2 separate regions of the Homo sapiens genome follow, and region 2 is linked to region 1. The links are chromatin loops, found by intact Hi-C in ENCODE. Cell type or tissue: PC-3. All regions are shown on one strand. Each heading gives the region's core, and the rest is flanking DNA. Links, peaks and the distances in the headings are about the cores only.

Region 1 (8,339 bases), core at 253-8,252:
AAGTTGTCATCTAAGGGCACACAGCCTGCAAGCAGTAGAGACAGGACAGAAGCCCAGACCCGTGTACTTCCCTCTAAGCCATGATGTGTCATATAATCTAGTTGTGAAAACAAGTATACATGCATGTGAAACAACGATAAGTGACACAAAATGCAACATACTTAAAAGCTAGGGCATATGGCCTGGACTCCATATGTTAGAGAGGTTTGGAGTAGATGAAGACAGGAGCGGTCAGGTACTTCTTAGAAATGGGAACATGAAATGAGCCTTGAATGATGAAAGGATCAGAGGGCAAGATCACCAAAACAGCTGTGTGGTTAGCTAGTGGAAAAGGGTAATGGTTCCCAAACCTGACTAGGAAAATTTGGATTAGGGTTGAAAAGAACGACTAGTATTAGAAACTGGTGTGTATATATCCCTAATTATAATGTATTTGTGATAGGAAGAAAGAAATGTTTTAAAACACTGTCTCCGGCCTCTTAGACTATTTCTTTCCACTTTTTTTTTTTTTTTTTTTTTTTTGAGACAGAGTCTTGCTCTGTCACCGAGGCTGGAGTGCAATAGCAAGATCTCGGCTCACTGCAAACTCCACCTCCCCGGTTTAAGTGATTCTCCTGCCTCAGCCTCCCAAGTAGCTGGGATTACAGGCATGCGCCACTACACCCAGTTAATTTTGTATTTTTAGTAGAGATGGGGTTTCACCGTGTTGGCCAGGCTGGTCTCGAACTCCTGACCTCAGGTGATCCACCCACCTTGGTCTCCTAAAGTGCTGGGATTATAGGCATGAGCAACCGTGCCTGGCCATCTTTCCACTTCTACCTGAGATTCCAAATGTCCCACATTAAAGAAGGAGTGGTAATTTCAAAATTTAGAGCAGTGCTTTGTGGTGCTAAAGCTATGCTATCCAAGATGGTAGCCACTAGCAACATATGGCTATGGAACACTTGAAATGTGACTGGTCCAAATTGAGATGTGCTTATCACTCAAATGGGTGAACTATTTCAGCACTTGATGCATCTGCTTTGCTAGGACTGCTGCAAGGAAGCCTTTTTATCACCAGCAAAATGACAATGAACATACAACCACTTGGTGTAAGTAGTTGCCTTAAAAAGCCCAAGCAAAAGGGATGGTGTGGGACAGAGTTAAAAGACCAACCACAGAAGGCAAGATGTGAAGGAAATCAGAAATTCAGTAGGTAAAAGTAATCGAAGGAGGTGACCACAAGAAATATAAGTCCTTTGAGACTCTCCATAGATGTTGGCCTGAAGCTTGTGAGGTGAGTGAGTTCACTGTCTTTCACCATATGTGAATGTGGAATCAGGACTTGAACCAATTTATTTAACTATTAAAGAACACACAGGGTATAAGGGCCACAAGACTGGAGTATTTGCGGAATGTCCTTATACCTGTATTTTGAGTCCTACCTTGATGAAATTCAGCTTTTGACCATAGGTCACTCATTTCATTTCTGTGCATCATTTCATGATTTTCAAAACAATCATTCTCTCATTTGATTTGCAAAAAAGATATGAAGTAGGCAACTATACTGTACCACTTACCATTCCCATCTTAAGGATGAGAAAACCGTGCCTCAGAGGACTTACATGATTTGGGAACTAAAACAGTAGACATATTCAGTGCTTTTCCAATTCTCCCATAGCCTTCTACCACCATCTATACCCTCAAGTAACAACAACAGAAACAATAACACACACACACACACACACACACACACACACCTTTACATGTATGGATTTGAATCCCAATGCTCAGTTTTATGTTAGAATCTCTATCTATTGTTTTCTTTTCTAAATTACTGTATTATCCAATTCTAAACACTTCTGGTAGAGTAAGAAAATACACTCCAGGAAATTGTCCAAAAAACTAAAGCCAAATTGAAAAATATTGTTTAAAAATACCAGCTAGATGTGTCTTACAGGTGTTTTAGTAAAGTGGTAGCCTAAATTGGGTGAACTATCTCAGCACCTCGGATCTGTTCCTTTTTATGGTGATTATTGCCCAAGGCAAAGATTTAAAGATAGAAGGACTGATTTAAAGTGTGTCTAACAGGAGGGAGGAAGTCAAACTTTTTCTTCCTTTATCAGCATGAAAATGAAAACATATGAAATGGGGGTAAAGAAACTTTCATTCAATGATAGATTAAAATTTTTAGTAAATACAGCTCTCACTTTTTGTTTTACACATACCACCCTCCTCCCAATATGAATCATCCACAAATCCCCTCCCTGATCCAAGGAAGAATGCCTCCAATTGTGTAGAAGTGATATAGGAAACTAACTTATCTTTATATGTTGTTATGTACAGTTGTTTGATTTGGTTGGTTTTTTAAATTTCTAATTTACACATGGACACAAGAATGCTGTGCTAACACTATTTTTAAAGCAATCATAACTAAGAAAACATGTAAAATCCCTACATGATTCATTTTTCATTGGCTATGTGGCAAAATATTTAGTGCTTTGGTTGAAGAGATAAGTTCTAGGAAAATACTAGGGGGAAAAAAGGAGTCATATGTTTCATTATCAACCAGTGGCAATTTTCACACATCTCCAGAAGAAAAATATGGGATATTTCTGAGATTCCCCAAGTCACCTCACACTAGCTCTTGCTACTCAAAGTGTGAGCATGAGCCTCACATGGGAGCTCGTTAGAGATGCAGGTTCTTGGGCTCTGTGTCAGACCTACTGATTCAGAACCGGCGCTTTTAAACAACCCCAGCTCCTTCCTACACACAGGAAACTTGGAGAACCACCGCTCTGGACAAATCTCAGTTACAGCACCTGAATCCTGACAGAGCAGAATTTTAAGTCCTAGCACCACAGCAACACTTGGGGTTAAAAATCACACATAAACTCTTCCGTAAAAACTTCAGAGCCCAGATAGCAAACATCTGTGACCCAACACAAAGCTGCGTGGAATTATGGCTGTCTGAAATATAGCACATAATCCAACTTCAAGTAAGGTTGAAATTCCGCAGAAGGTTCTCGAACTATTCTTCAGGGACAGACCTACATAAGCAAATGAACAGTCTGTCACAGCAGCTCCAAGCCAGAGAAGAACTTGGACCGGCCATTATTGCTTCAGTGAGGAAGAGTATGAGAAAGGGTGTGGACAGTCTCAGAACAGGAACAGGAATGAGAAGGGGGAGCAGAAATGGAAGCAGAAAAGTGAGAAAGCAGTTTACATGTCCTGGGGAGTCCATCGTAGGTCACAAACCTCTAGAAAGAGGAGAGAGGGAAGAAGCAGGAGGGGGTAAAGATGACATTTTGAGGCTAGGTGAGTCACATGGGCCCCACCAGGCTGAATGACTTCACGCCCCAAGGAATAAATGACTCTTTCTTGGCTCTCCTCAAAGATATGCCACAGCACATCATGAGTCACCAGCCCACCCTGCAAACTCCTGCCATTTCCTGCCAGCTTTTAGGGCCAGAGGACTTGCCCTCAGGCCATGAGTCCCATCAGCATTTATATGCCAATTCCAAAGCGGCACTTGTGGGGAAAAAAGGAGCCAATTTGCCTGGTTTACTTTAAAAGAATCATCTGAAGGTCTTTAACCTATTAACGATGCACTGACAAACCCTGAGTTTGTCATTATTGGAAGTGACGCTGGGGCCAGAACTGAGATTGCAGATTGATTGATTTTTTTAATTTACTATTTGTTCATGGGGAGGCTGGCTTCTTTATTGTGGCGGCACCTGCTAGTGCCATTATAGTTACAAGGCCTGTTGGAGAGGCTTTATGGTGAAGGCTTATTTCTATTATAAATACTGGTTGGTGTGGGTGGTTAATATCCCAACAATTTCTGTTATACTGGGTTCAATACAGTCTGGCCCACATTGTTAAGTCATACATATCATCCTTGCACACAAAAAAATGAAAAACTAAATGTTATGCCAAAATCAACATAATTAAGTTACAGAAGAAATATTATCCAAGTCAGTCCTTAAATTAATCATTAACTTCAGATGAAGAATTATTAAATTGAGCTCTAATAACTAGAAGTAATATAATATGAATATACTATAAATATATATATTTGATTGCTAGAAAACTACCTATCTCACACAAGCAACTCAGCACACATTTTCATTTGCTCAAAGAATAATTATACTATTCATATCCCAAGTTCCCAAATTCAAATTGATGCTATATTTATATATATACTACCTGCTAGCAAGTGTAGATTATATTTCCCTATACTAATACCTCAAAATGGGTTTTACCTTTGGAAAGTGAAGTTGCTAACCGCACAAAGTAGTCCAGTGGTTAGGAGCACAGGCATGAGGTGAAATATACTTAGACTCTAGTCCCTTTCTTGTCGTCAGCCCCTTTCCTGCTATGTAACCACGGTCTGGTTAATCAACCTCTTGACAGTTTATATTTCCTCATTAGTCAAACAAAAGTTTTAATAGCATCCACCATTGTTGTTGTAAAGACAAACTAGGCAATAGATGGCTAACTCAAGGTCAGGGTAAAGAAAGTACAAAATGAACCTGGAATATCTTTTTTCTAGAAAATATGAACATGCTTAAAGAATGATGGATACATGTGGGAGAACAACAGTCCATGTTCTAATCTCCAGACCTCTGAATATGTTACTTTACATGACAAAAGGGAATTAAGGTTGCAGATGGAATTAAGGCTGCTAATTAGCTGACTTTAAGGAGTTTATCCTGGATTATCCCAGGTGTGTCCAGTGTAATCACAAGACCTTAAAAGTAGGAGAGGACGGCAAAATAGAGATGAGTCAGACTGAGGCTTGATGATGCTAACCTGCTGGCTTTGAAGATGGAGGAAGGGGCCACAAGCCAAAGAATGTAGGCAGCCTCTAGAAGCAGGAAATGGCAGGGACACGTATTCTTCCCTAGAGCATCCAGAAGGAATGTAGTCCTTCTAACATCTTCACTTTTAAGCCCAGTGAAGCCAATTTCAGAATTCTGACCTCCAAAACTGTAAGATAATAGATTTGCCTTGTTTAAACCACGAAGTTCATGGCAACACAGTTATAGGAAACTAATACACTTGTCAAGCAGCTTACATATATACCTAGAGAGAGAATGATAAAACAACTGTTAACATTTGAGGAATCTGGATGAAAGGCATAAGGAAATTCTCTGTACAGAATTCAATTTTACAATATGTCTGAAATTATATCAAAATTAAATTTTGAAAAGGAGAAAAATAAGTTTCTGTAGGAAGGTGTCAGATCCTCAGCACCCCTCTCCTGCTTCACACAGCCAGGCAACTAACTATTCCTTCCTGGCCTTCAAAGGAGATCAGAGTTTTACTCTGTTAAGAAGCTATGACCTGGGACCAACATGCAAGCAGAGATAGGAAAAGAGGCCCAGTATTGGGAATTGGGAATTACAATAAATTCTACCTGCTAAGTGGTGGGTCCCTGCTAATTCTTCCTCCCTCCACTAAGCTTCAAAACAAGCAGCCAGTTTTGATGTCCCCACCTCCTACCCACTGACAGAAGTTTGAATTACTTCTCTCTGGAGAAAGTAAGCAGTCCTAGAGACAAGGCCTACAGAAACAGAAAGTCAGAGGCCCCCCCAGTGATAGAGCAAGGCCACTGCTCAGTGAAGCCCACAGGTTGAGGGAATTCACATGCACACACTGTGGTAGGCAACAATAACGGTCCCTCAGAACTATCCTGATCTAATCCCTGAAACCCGTGAATATGTTAGGTTATATGACAAAAAGGGTATTAAGGCTGCAGGTGGAATTAAAGCTCTTAATTAGTCAACTTTACAATAGGAAAACTATCCTGGATTATCCAGATGGGCCCAATGTAATTGCAAGGACCCTTACAAGTGGAAGAGGAAGGCAAAAGAAGAAAGAGAAAGACGTGACTATGGAATAGAGTGAGTTACATGATATGAGAAGGACTCGAATTGCCATCACTGTCTTTGAAGAGGGAGGAAGGAGCCATAACCCAAAGATCGCAGACAACCTCTAGAAACTGGAAAGGTCAAGGAAACAGATCCTCCCCTAGAGCCTCCAGAAAGAAAAGCAGCCCTGCCAGATGGGCGCGGTGGCTCACGCCTGTAATCCCAGCACTTTGGGAGGCAGAGGCGGGCGGATCACGAGGTCAGGAGATCGAGACCATCCTGTAACATGGTGAAACCCTGCCTTCTACTAAAAATACAAAAAAATTAACCGGGTGTGGTGGTGGGCACCTGCAGTCCCAGCTATTCGGGAGGCTGAGGCAGGAGAATGGCGTGAACCTGGGAGGCGGAGCTTGCAGTGAGCTGAGATCGCGCCACTGCACTCCAGCCTGGGCGACAGAGCGAGACTTCGTCTCAAAAAACAAAACAAAAAAAAAACAAAAAACAAAAAAAGAAAAGAAAAGCAGCCCTGCCAACACGTTGTGTGTTAGCCTGATGAGACCCATGTCAAACTTCTAGCCTACAGAATTGTGAGATAATAAATTTGTGTTGTTTTAAGCTTTATATCTGTGGTAATTTGTTAAGGCAGCAATAGAAAACTAATACACACACACACATACACACACACACACTCACACAGAGACAGAGAGAGAGAGAAAAAAAAACACAAACAATTCAGAAGGCAATAATGTTCCCAGAGAAATCAGTGGAGATATTACATCTATGAAACAAGAACAGGGTGCTCTTTATTTACTGTATTTATCTAACACTTATGCAGAACTTACTAAGTGCCAGGCACTGTACTAAGTGCTCCACAAATATTAAACCATTTAATTACCATAACAACTGTATGAGGTAGGTATTCTTATCCCTATTTTACAAATGAAGAAACAGGCACAGAAAGGTTAAATAACCTTCCCAAGATCACACAGCAGAGCTGAGTTATGAACATAGGCACTCTAGCTCCATAGTCCATTCAAGAATACTTAGGAATTTAAAATATAATGGCAGAAATTGAAAAAAACATTACTAGATGGGTTGAAATATAAAGTTGAGGCAATATTTTAGAAATAGATATATATAAAGAGATCAGAAATAGAAAAGGAAATATAAGAAACCCAGCAAATTCAACATCCAACTAATAATAGTTTCAGAAAATAAGAACAGAGAAAACAGAGAGGAAGAAGGTATTTTTAAAAACATTCAAGAACATTTTCAGAATAGCAAGCCATGAATTTCTATATTGAAAGGGCTTATAGAATACCCAGCACAAGAAATGAAACATAATTATTATCAAGACACATTGAAATTTCAAGACAGCCTATATAAAGAAGTCCTAAAGGGTTTCTTAGGGGCAATATAACAGATCTTATTTTAAAGACTGCAAAAATAATGGTATCAGATTTCTTAATGGCAGTGGTGAAAGCTAGAAGACAAAAATGCTGTCAAAATCTCTGAAGAAAATGTGTTCCATATCAGAATTACATACCCAGACAAATTATCAGTCAAATGTGAGATAGAATAAAGACATTTTAAGATATATAAGGTCTCAAAAAATTACCTTTCACATACTCTTTTCTCAGGAAGCTCATGAGGATATTATACAAGGAAACAAAATCAAAAACAGGAAAACATGGGAACCAGGGAACAAGCAATCCCAAAGATGATGGTAAAGGAAGGTTCCAAATAATAGCTGTACAGTGGCCTGTGGAGCAACTCACCCATACATAAACAGGAGGGTAAAGAGTTCTAGTCTCCTAGAACAAAAAATAAAAGTAACTGGTAGATTACTTGATGTGTTTCAGTAAACTGAGAGAAATGTTAATGTTTTTAAAGAGTTTGAAGAAATAATTAGTAATAGTTACATGGAAAGCTAAGTTTTTAAAAGAGAAGCAATTATTAACTGCAAGAAAAATCAAAAGTGCTATACATTTTTTTCGCCTGTAAACAATAATTATACTATCATAATAAAGCAAGTGCTGAAATTAAATTTTTCGAGGGCTTTGAAACAGGTATAATGAAAGGATGGGAAAGTGGAAGAGGTGTCATAGGAAACCCGAGTCCTCATCTTCCAAGGCAGGAAGTCAATAAATAATGTTTACAACTGAAAATTCAAGATACTGAAATGCAAACTTTGCATTTGAAAATATGAAGGTAAATAACAAAAGAAACACTGAAAATAGCTGAAGTGGTTATCTCTGGGGAGGGGGACTTCAAAATAGGAGCGGTTAGAGCAGGAAAATAGTATGTTCCATTATGAATTTTGTACGATTTGATTTTTTCTCTTCTTTTTCCCCTTCTTTCAGTTTGTTATACTATACACAAGCATCGTTTTGATAGTAAAAAATAAACATAAATGCCTTGAACAGGATTTGGTACATAGTATGTGCTCAATGAATATTTGATGCTGATGTTTTTGCTACTGTG
Region 2 (8,339 bases), core at 110-8,109, 120 kb after region 1:
GAAATGGAATGTTTTATCTCTACTATATTTTGTGTTTGTGCGTGTGTGAATACACACAAGAGTAGGGTGACTAATTCACAGGAAGCCTTAAAGAAAATGCCAATTGGTACTTGCAATGGGGAAAAATATTGCTGAAATTTAGTTTACTCTTTGAAAAAGCCAACACATTGTTTGTTTCCCTAAAATGTCGGTCTTTTCACCCACCAAACTTTTGCTTATGTGTCTGTCTCTGTGAACATTCTCCTTCTCTCCACTTATTGAAAGCCTCATCTTTAAAATTCCTTCTCTCTGTCAGCTTCCTCCTCCCAACCTTCCTTGGACCATGGGAGCCCACATGGCAAACTTCTATAATATTGCTAAATAAACCTCCATAGTAAGTTCCTATTGTATGCCCAACACTTTGCCAGGCATCAGGAAAAACAGGTTTCTGCCCTGAAGGAGTTCATAACCCATTACAAGAAATAAATCCACAAACAGCTAGCTAGCCCTAGTCAAATGGGCCCCGTGATCTAATGGGTCACACATATTAAACATTAGCCTCAGTGCGTGGCTACAGCCTTCACTAAGGGGGCAGTTTTAAGCAGCTCTGTTCACACCATATGACCCTGTAGTCCTCCAGTTGTAGCTGTTTGACCAGTGAAGGGCAACAAAGCCAAGGATAGCCAATTGGTAGGCTGGTCAGCAGCCTATGAAGTGCCTGGGCCTAAAGCAGTCTCCCCACATGGGGTTGAGCCAATCAGACACCTGTTCTTAGGAACATGGCAGCAAGAGTAAAAGATGAAAGGTCATGAGGTAGAAGGAGGCAGGACAATCATGATGGGTCGGGAAGAGCCAGCAAGAACCTCTATAATAGTAAATATTTGTTGAGTGCCTACAATGTGCCAGACTTGTTATAATTATTCCCATTTTATAATAGAAGAAAATAAGACAGATGAAGCAATTTCACATTTTGGGGGTCTCAATTCAAACATCCCCCCCTCACACAGACCACTCTATCTAAACCAGCTTTCCTCTCCCTCTACCAGACCCTCCTAATTCACTGTATTTAGAACCTCACTACTCAAAGTGTGGTCCTAGACCAGCAGCATCAGCATCAACTGGGAACTTATTAGAAATGTAGAATCTCAGTCTCCACCCTGGACCAACAGACTCATCCATAATCTGCATCCCAGATGATTTGTTTCTACATTAAAGTTAGAGAAGCACTTTTTTAAAGTAATTTTGTATTACTTACATTACTTTATATTGCTTATGACAGTTCTCTTCCTCAATAAGACTGTGGGTTCCATAGGGGCAGGGTTTTTTCAAAACTTGACCATATCACCTCTGTATTCCCATGTGCTAGACATTTCAAAACTACTAGCTTAATGAATAAATGATTTTGCCCAAATTCTCATTGCTAATAAGTAGCTAATAAATAGTGGAGTCAAAATCACTACCCAGGACTCCGAAATCTAATTAGGTGGCTTCCTGTTTGAAGTACTCATTCCCCCAGCTCTGGGAGTGCAGGAGACTGACAGTCTCAATTAAGCCCCTCCCTGGGGTGCCCTCAGCACCCCACCCATGGTTACAACCCCTTCTCAGGGGCAGCCTGCCTCCAAGGACTGGTGGATGGGGAACATACAAAGACTCGGCCCCTCTTCCCTCAATTTAAGACAACTTCAAAGAACCATCACAGCTCCAGAGCTCCCCATGGGATCAGCTAAGGGCTTTGTGCTACTGCATTGCAGGCCAACTTCTCCTTCCGTGCAATCCTGTTTCCTTCACTTCCCCACAGGAATCAGTCCCAAGAGCACCACCCTTAAAATTTTCTGTACCCCCATTTACATCTCAGAGTATGTTTTCAGGAAACCCAACCTGAGATCAACTGACATACACAAAGAGGTGGAGTCACATTGATGGTGGGCTCCTCAGGACAGATGCAGGAGCTCCTGCCAAAAAGCTGCCTGGAATCATTTCCAGATTGCATGAGGGCCAGTTCGTCCTCCTCTGGAACTCCATGACACCCATCACCATGTAAGTGAGCTTCTATTCCTACAATAAAAGTGACTAAGCGAGAGAGGTATGAGGAGGAGACTGTGAAAGTGCAGAGGAATTGCAACTGATTTTAATGCAAGGGATAAGAGAGACTTCTAATTGTGTAAGTATTGTCTCAAAAACAAGATTTTAAAGTCAGGCTGCAGTGTAACTTAAAAAACACTAGGCAAGTAGTATACATGTGACAAATACTTAACAGACCATAAGGCACCAAAAACAAAAGCCTAAATATCAAAAGTAAAGTATAAATAAAGGAAAATGAATGTTTTTCTCCCACTGAAGGCATGAATTAGCATTTGCATTTAGCCATAAAGTATACAACACACTTTACGTAATCTGATGTGGTAATCTTAGCATTGGAAAGTGGGCGAATTGGCCTCAAATAGTATCCAAGAGGGTTTTTGGTGACTGAAATATTTAAAGCACCTACAAATTGGTCCCATTCAATAGTCCTGAAGGCAGGGTTCCAGAGAGAAGGAAAACAGTTGAGAACAAGACTGATCTCTAAATAGTGGTCCAATTTCAACCATCTGTCAATGGTTGTGTTTTCTTCTGAGTCTTTGAGACACACAGGACTTCCAGTTACTCTCCTACCTAAAACAACTAAAACATGGAAAAAATACATGAAACAATAAGGATTCAGACATTGAACATCAGGCAACAAAGAGCAATGACTCCTGAAAGACAGAAAACAAGTGAAGTGCCCCCTACAATTGTCCCAGTTTACTGCCTAAAGAAAGATTCTGGGCCATGGTACAGGGAGGGGAAATCCAGGCAGGGTCCAGTGGTCTCCCTGAGTTCAGGAGACAGAACTGGGAGTCTACAGAAGCCAGGGAAGCTAGAATTCATAGGGCAGACTGCCCGAGAGGAGAGTTCTGTATAGACAGAGGACTCTGAAGATCTGCAGAGGGTCCCCTGGAGTGTTCATTTGAGACTAACCAGTGCATGTGTGTCCAGAGATTAGAGGAACTAGTGCCCAGAGCTTCAGTAACAGGGAAGAATTAACCCTACTTGAAGTGCAGCTCTCGTTCACCTAAAAAAGCTTAAAAGCCAGATTTGGAAAGATAAAACTAGCTCTGAGTAATTCAACCACATCTCAGAACAACGCTCAAAAATGTAGAAATATTCACAAGGTAATATTCACAATAATAGGCATCAAATTAAAAATTACCAGGCACACAAAGTAGCAAGAAAAGGCAACCCATCTGGGCCAATTGAAACTGACCCACAAATGACACAGATGATAGAATTAGTAGACAGAAACATGAAAACAGATAGTATAACTGCATTTCATATGTTCAAGAAGCTAGAGAAAAGATTGAATATGTTAAGCAGAGACATAGAAGATAACTTTCAATAATCAAACTTCTAAAAATGATGCACAATGGATGAAGGCATGAGGTCTGCACTAAGAATCCTCAGAAGTCCTTGTGCTTTTCCCAGAATAATGAAAGCTCAGCTGGTATCCCTCTCTTCCACCCCTCCATCCCTGAGTGGAAACTTACAGAGCTGCTATTTTGGCACTGTTCAACAAAGGAGACGCTTCTGGCTTCCTACAAAGTTTGGAGCTCTGGATAGTATGAAGAAAGATCAGCTGCCACAAAGGGGCAGCAGTTCTCTTCTTGTAAGGCAACTGGTGCCAGGCACAGCAAGGGATGGGAGGCCAGGGGACATGAGTTCTGGTCCCCTCAGCCTCCCTACCCCAGCAGCTGTGTGACTTTGGGCAATATATTAACCTCTCTGAACCCCAGTTTCTTAATCTGTAAAATAAGGATGATAATGATGATCATACTCATTTTGTAAGATTTTCGTGACAATTCTATTGCATCAAACAAGGAGATGCATTTGAAAGTTCTCTGTCAAGTCCAAATATTGGTACTTATTTTTGCATACCACAAAAGCCAGGAGATATGTACCAGCATTTGTGGGCATGTTACATGTTCTTCTTTCTCAATCCCCAGCCCCACCCCCCAAAATCTCTTAATCATGTTTATCTTTTTATCAACATGCTTCTGACATTCTTTGGGGCTTCTCAGTTAATAGCAAATAAAGTAAGAGCAAGTAAGGCATTATTTGAAAAACTAAGAATGGGAGAGAAAATTTAAAAGCTAACTATTCTGGTTCTCTATTTTGTGTAACAACCACTCATAACTGAATAGTGTGAAACAGCCACCGTTCCATGATGCTCACTGACTCAGTGTGTTGGCTTTGGGACTGCAGTGGGAATGGCTTGTTGCTGCTCCATTGTGTCTGGAGCTGCACCTGGGAAGAATTGAACTGCTATGGGTTGCAATCATCTAAAGGCTTTTTCTCTCACATATCTGCACCTGAACTAGGATGACTTGAAAGCTGGACTTCGCTAGGACTATCATCCGGAGCACTTACACGAGGGCTTTTTGTGGACTGGGTCTTTTCACAGCATGACAACTGGATTCCAAGAAGGATGATTCAGAAAGTACAACAAGAGGGAGAATTGTAAGAGAAACAGGTGGAAGGTATTGCTTTGATTTTCTGCCCTTGACAGTTCATCATTAGTTGAAGCAGTTACAAGCCCACCCAGATTCAAGGGGAAGGGACAAGGCTTCCCTTTCCAGCGGGAGAAGGAGCAGAGTACTTGGGGCCATGTTTTAAATGTGCCGCACTTGCTATCTAAATTCTGCACAGCAAAAGTAATATTAACGCTTATTCAAGTTTTCAGAATAAATGATTGTCAACGATGCTATCTTTCCCTAAATTAGTCTAGTCCAAGAAAACCTCACCTTCAGTAGTCCAGTCCTCTGGTTTATCTGGGCCATCATTTACATTCATCATTTTGTATCATCACTGAGGACTACAAATAGCATTTTATTGGCAACCATGAAAATTAGGCCTGGCTTGTCAGAGCATAACATTCAAACGCTCCCTCAAAATTATTAATAGGATGGAATCAATTACAGAGTTGCCCTCTGACCTTAATTCAGATGATCCTAGGACACCACCAAAGAGAATTTTTTTTCCTGAAGCAAAATGAAAATCTCAGAAAATTTTAACTGATAATGTGTTTGTATTAGAATTCCTAGTCTGAAAGAGGTTGCTCCAAAGAAAGTTGAGATTAATAAAAGTATGCATAGAATAAGAGACATAAGTAAAAACAGGCCTCTTTCTGAAGGGATTAGGTTTGATGCTTTTCAAGTTTTACAGCAAGAATGACAAGCCTGGTATGAATTAGAAGGACTCAGGCTTAATATTTACTGTGGGATAACGGGAGTGGTGTTAGGATGTAAACATGTCCGAAAAGTTAGCACAAGAGCTTGGGGAAAACTCTGCCTTCAAAAACATGCCAAAGTTGCTTCTAAAAGTTAAGCTCAAGTCAATGGCTGGAGCTGTTACAACCTGGAAGGACAGTGTTGAGAAGCCCTGCTCATTTGGTTTGGTTTGAACAAAAATTGAGCCTTTCATTTAGAAAGAAAAAGAGAATCACCAAAAGTGACAGTCCTTGTGAAAGGAAAAGAGTAGATTCCAGGCTCCTGAATGATGTGAGAAGTAGCCACACAGCTGCCTCTTTTAGCAAAGAATTCATGACACCTTCCAATGGTTTATTTATACATAAAGTGTGCGTGAAGAACAGAAAGGTAGCTCCATGCAGTGGTTGGAAATGAGGCCCTGGAACAAATCCTGGATTTGAATTCTAACTGCTGTTTACTAACTGTATGACCTTGGGTAAAATTATTTTGTCATGTCTCCTCTAAGATTTAGTATCCTCATCTGTAAACGTATATAAAAACTTAACATAGTGTATAATTCATTAAAAATAGACTCTAAATTCTCATTTTTATCATTATGTTTATTTTCTTACAGTTTCTATTAGTTTCATTTCATAATCCATGCATAAGATATAAAATAACAAAAATCACCCATAATCCTGCCATCTAGAAAACCATTTTTGTTGATATTTTAGTATATTTCATTTAGTCTTTCTACAATGCATTTTCTCTATCTGAGATCTCACGAAGGATATACCTTTGCATGCTATATATTTCCCTTCTGATCATAGGATCAGTATTTTCCATGTAACTAAAAATCCTTGATGAGTATTCCTTTGGATGGTTGCATAGCCTCCCACTGTACACTTATGTAACTCTCTTAACTATAACACAAAAATCTCTCTGGGGAAAAAAGTAAGTTTGTGTTCTTTTCTTTGGGAGAGAAGAAGCTAGGAGGCACCTGCATTGCAGGGGTTGTTTGTGCTGTCTACATACTTAAGAAGTGATAGGAGTAAGGGATTTGAGGCATAAGGGCATTAAAATATAGCCCTAGATCTGTCCACACAAGGAACATGGTCTTAGCTACTAGTCCAGTTTTCCAGATTTCCAAGCATGAATTTCTACATAATTTCCTCAAGAAATCACAAACCTCTGACTTTCACAAGGAAATGATTTCAATTTTCTGATTTCCACTTAAGTATCTCCTGTTACTTCTTACTTCTGAAAAGGCTTTTTTAAGAAAATATAAGAAAGCACGGTTGTTGTGGTTAAAAATCGCCTTCCTGCCCGTCACAAATAAAGCTATTTTCTTCTCTTTCTTAAGTGTTCCGAGAAATCAGCAGGTAAATAGGGAAGATATTTATTAATAAATATATGGATGTTCTGCAATTGCCAGACATACATGAACGAAGCTGGGAGTTAACATATATCTATTTCTGCTCACACAATGCAATCATTAGTTGGGCTGGCTTTTGTTGAACAATTTTAAAGCCTTGATTTGTCCATGTTTGTTTTAGACATCCTTGCCTAAACATCTAATGCTCCGTAGAAGTGCTTCCTACGTTTGTTATTAAAGCTTCTTACACTCTGGTTTGGGGTATGTCTCCTTCCACAGGCCACCAAGACCAAACAGAAAATGCCTTGAAATGCAAACAGTCCCTGAATTATTATACCTATTACTTTTTATTAGTAGTAAAAACAAAAAAGAAGCAAGAAACAGTTCTATTTATGCAGAGCAGTTAGAACATAAATAATAATAAAATGCTAAAACTATAAAACTACTTACATGATATTAATTTAATTCTTATAAAAAGTAGGTTTAGGTATTGCCTCCATGTTAGCAAATGTGGTACATTTTGCTTTCATCCAATATTTATAACCAAAAACATTTTGGTTTAGGAAATAAAGTAGAGATAAAAAATTAGTCTTTGAATATTGGGCTTTGACTAGTCCCCTGCTGCCCTTTATTGTATGTTTCAGTAAAATACAGTACATCTTGCTGTTTTATTTCATTGTTTGTGGCCCATGCAAAATCCTATTGTCCAGCTGCCCAGCATAAATGAACAACAAATCAGAAGAACCAGAGAGACACTTTAACTGATTAAACTGGGTCTGGAATTTTCCTTTTACTGCTAAATTATCATCTTATTGCAATTATTTTTACACATTTTGATTATTTTTACATATTGTGATTATTTCTGCAAAATTCTAGGGGAGATGCTAGTCAGAGGGCCAAGGCTATAGTACTCCATCTTAAAATCCTAAGCCCAATAAAGAGTCCAGCTTTCATATTCTAAAGTTGTGTTTTTCTCTCTCTAAAATTATTTAAATCAGCTGATTAATGGAGCTTGAGTAACTAGGCCTTTTAAAAAAAATTTTACTCAGGGCTCATCACTTTACTTTTTTCGTAAAAGTTCTTTGAGCTGAGGAATTCTGTCATAAGTAAAGTAACATTTCATTTTGTCACAAAACAAAATAGAATAATGACATAATTCAGCCAGGCGCTGTGGCTCACGCCTGTAATCCCAGCACTTTGGGTAAGTGGATCACCTGAGGTCAGGAATTCAAAACCAGCCTGGCCAACATGGTGAAACCCTATCTCTACTGAAAATACAAAAATTAGCCAGGTGTGGTGGCACACACCTGTATTCTCAGCTACTTGGGAGGCTGAGGCAGAAGAGTCACTTGAACCTGGGAGGCAGAGGTTGCAGTTAACCAAGATCACACCATTGCACTCCAGCCTGGGTGACAGAGAGAGACTCTGTCTCAGAAAAAAAAAAAAAGAAAAAAGAAAAGAAAGAAAAAAAAAGAAAAGAAAAAAGAAGAAGAGAAAATACCCTTGCTACAATTAAGAATCTCCTTCAGAGGTACCTGATAAAGCAGACTATATGACTTTTGAAAATTAAGAAAATATAATGTTTCAATGAAAATCATAGATATTTCTTTATCTTTATCATAGATATTCTTTATCAAGGCCAGGTGTATACAGACAAAACAGAAAACCAGAGCCACCATGTATGGATGCACAAGTTGTACACTGCACAACTCCAGGGGAAGCCA

The links. A loop is a pair of places that touch in the nucleus more often than their neighbours do. Peaks named below come from ENCODE experiments on the same cell type or tissue, not always from the same donor. Only the 100,000 strongest peaks of a DNase experiment are listed, where the experiment ranks them.
Region 2: a loop joins it to region 1, with 2.7 times the contacts of the local background. A loop is called at or near these places in 2 of 110 quality-filtered maps.

Annotation. Positions count from the first base shown.
Region 1 is chr3:18,094,188-18,102,526 of GRCh38, reverse strand. All of the region lies in intron 4 of BALR6 (B-cell acute lymphoblastic leukemia associated long RNA 6), which reads right to left. Among named protein-coding and RNA genes, the nearest start is that of BALR6, 140 kb to the right of the region's middle. RefSeq lists enhancers at 3,155-3,790, 2,696-3,895. In PC-3, for the core only: no CTCF peak of the experiment used is centred there; DNase peaks (open chromatin) are centred at 2,256, 2,716 and 3,396; H3K4me3 peaks cover 1,760 bases; H3K27ac peaks cover 3,613 bases.
Region 2 is chr3:17,974,776-17,983,114 of GRCh38, reverse strand. All of the region lies in intron 1 of BALR6 (B-cell acute lymphoblastic leukemia associated long RNA 6), which reads right to left. Among named protein-coding and RNA genes, the nearest start is that of BALR6, 16 kb to the right of the region's middle. In PC-3, for the core only: a CTCF peak has its summit at 3,661 (motif pointing right); no DNase peak of the experiment used is centred there.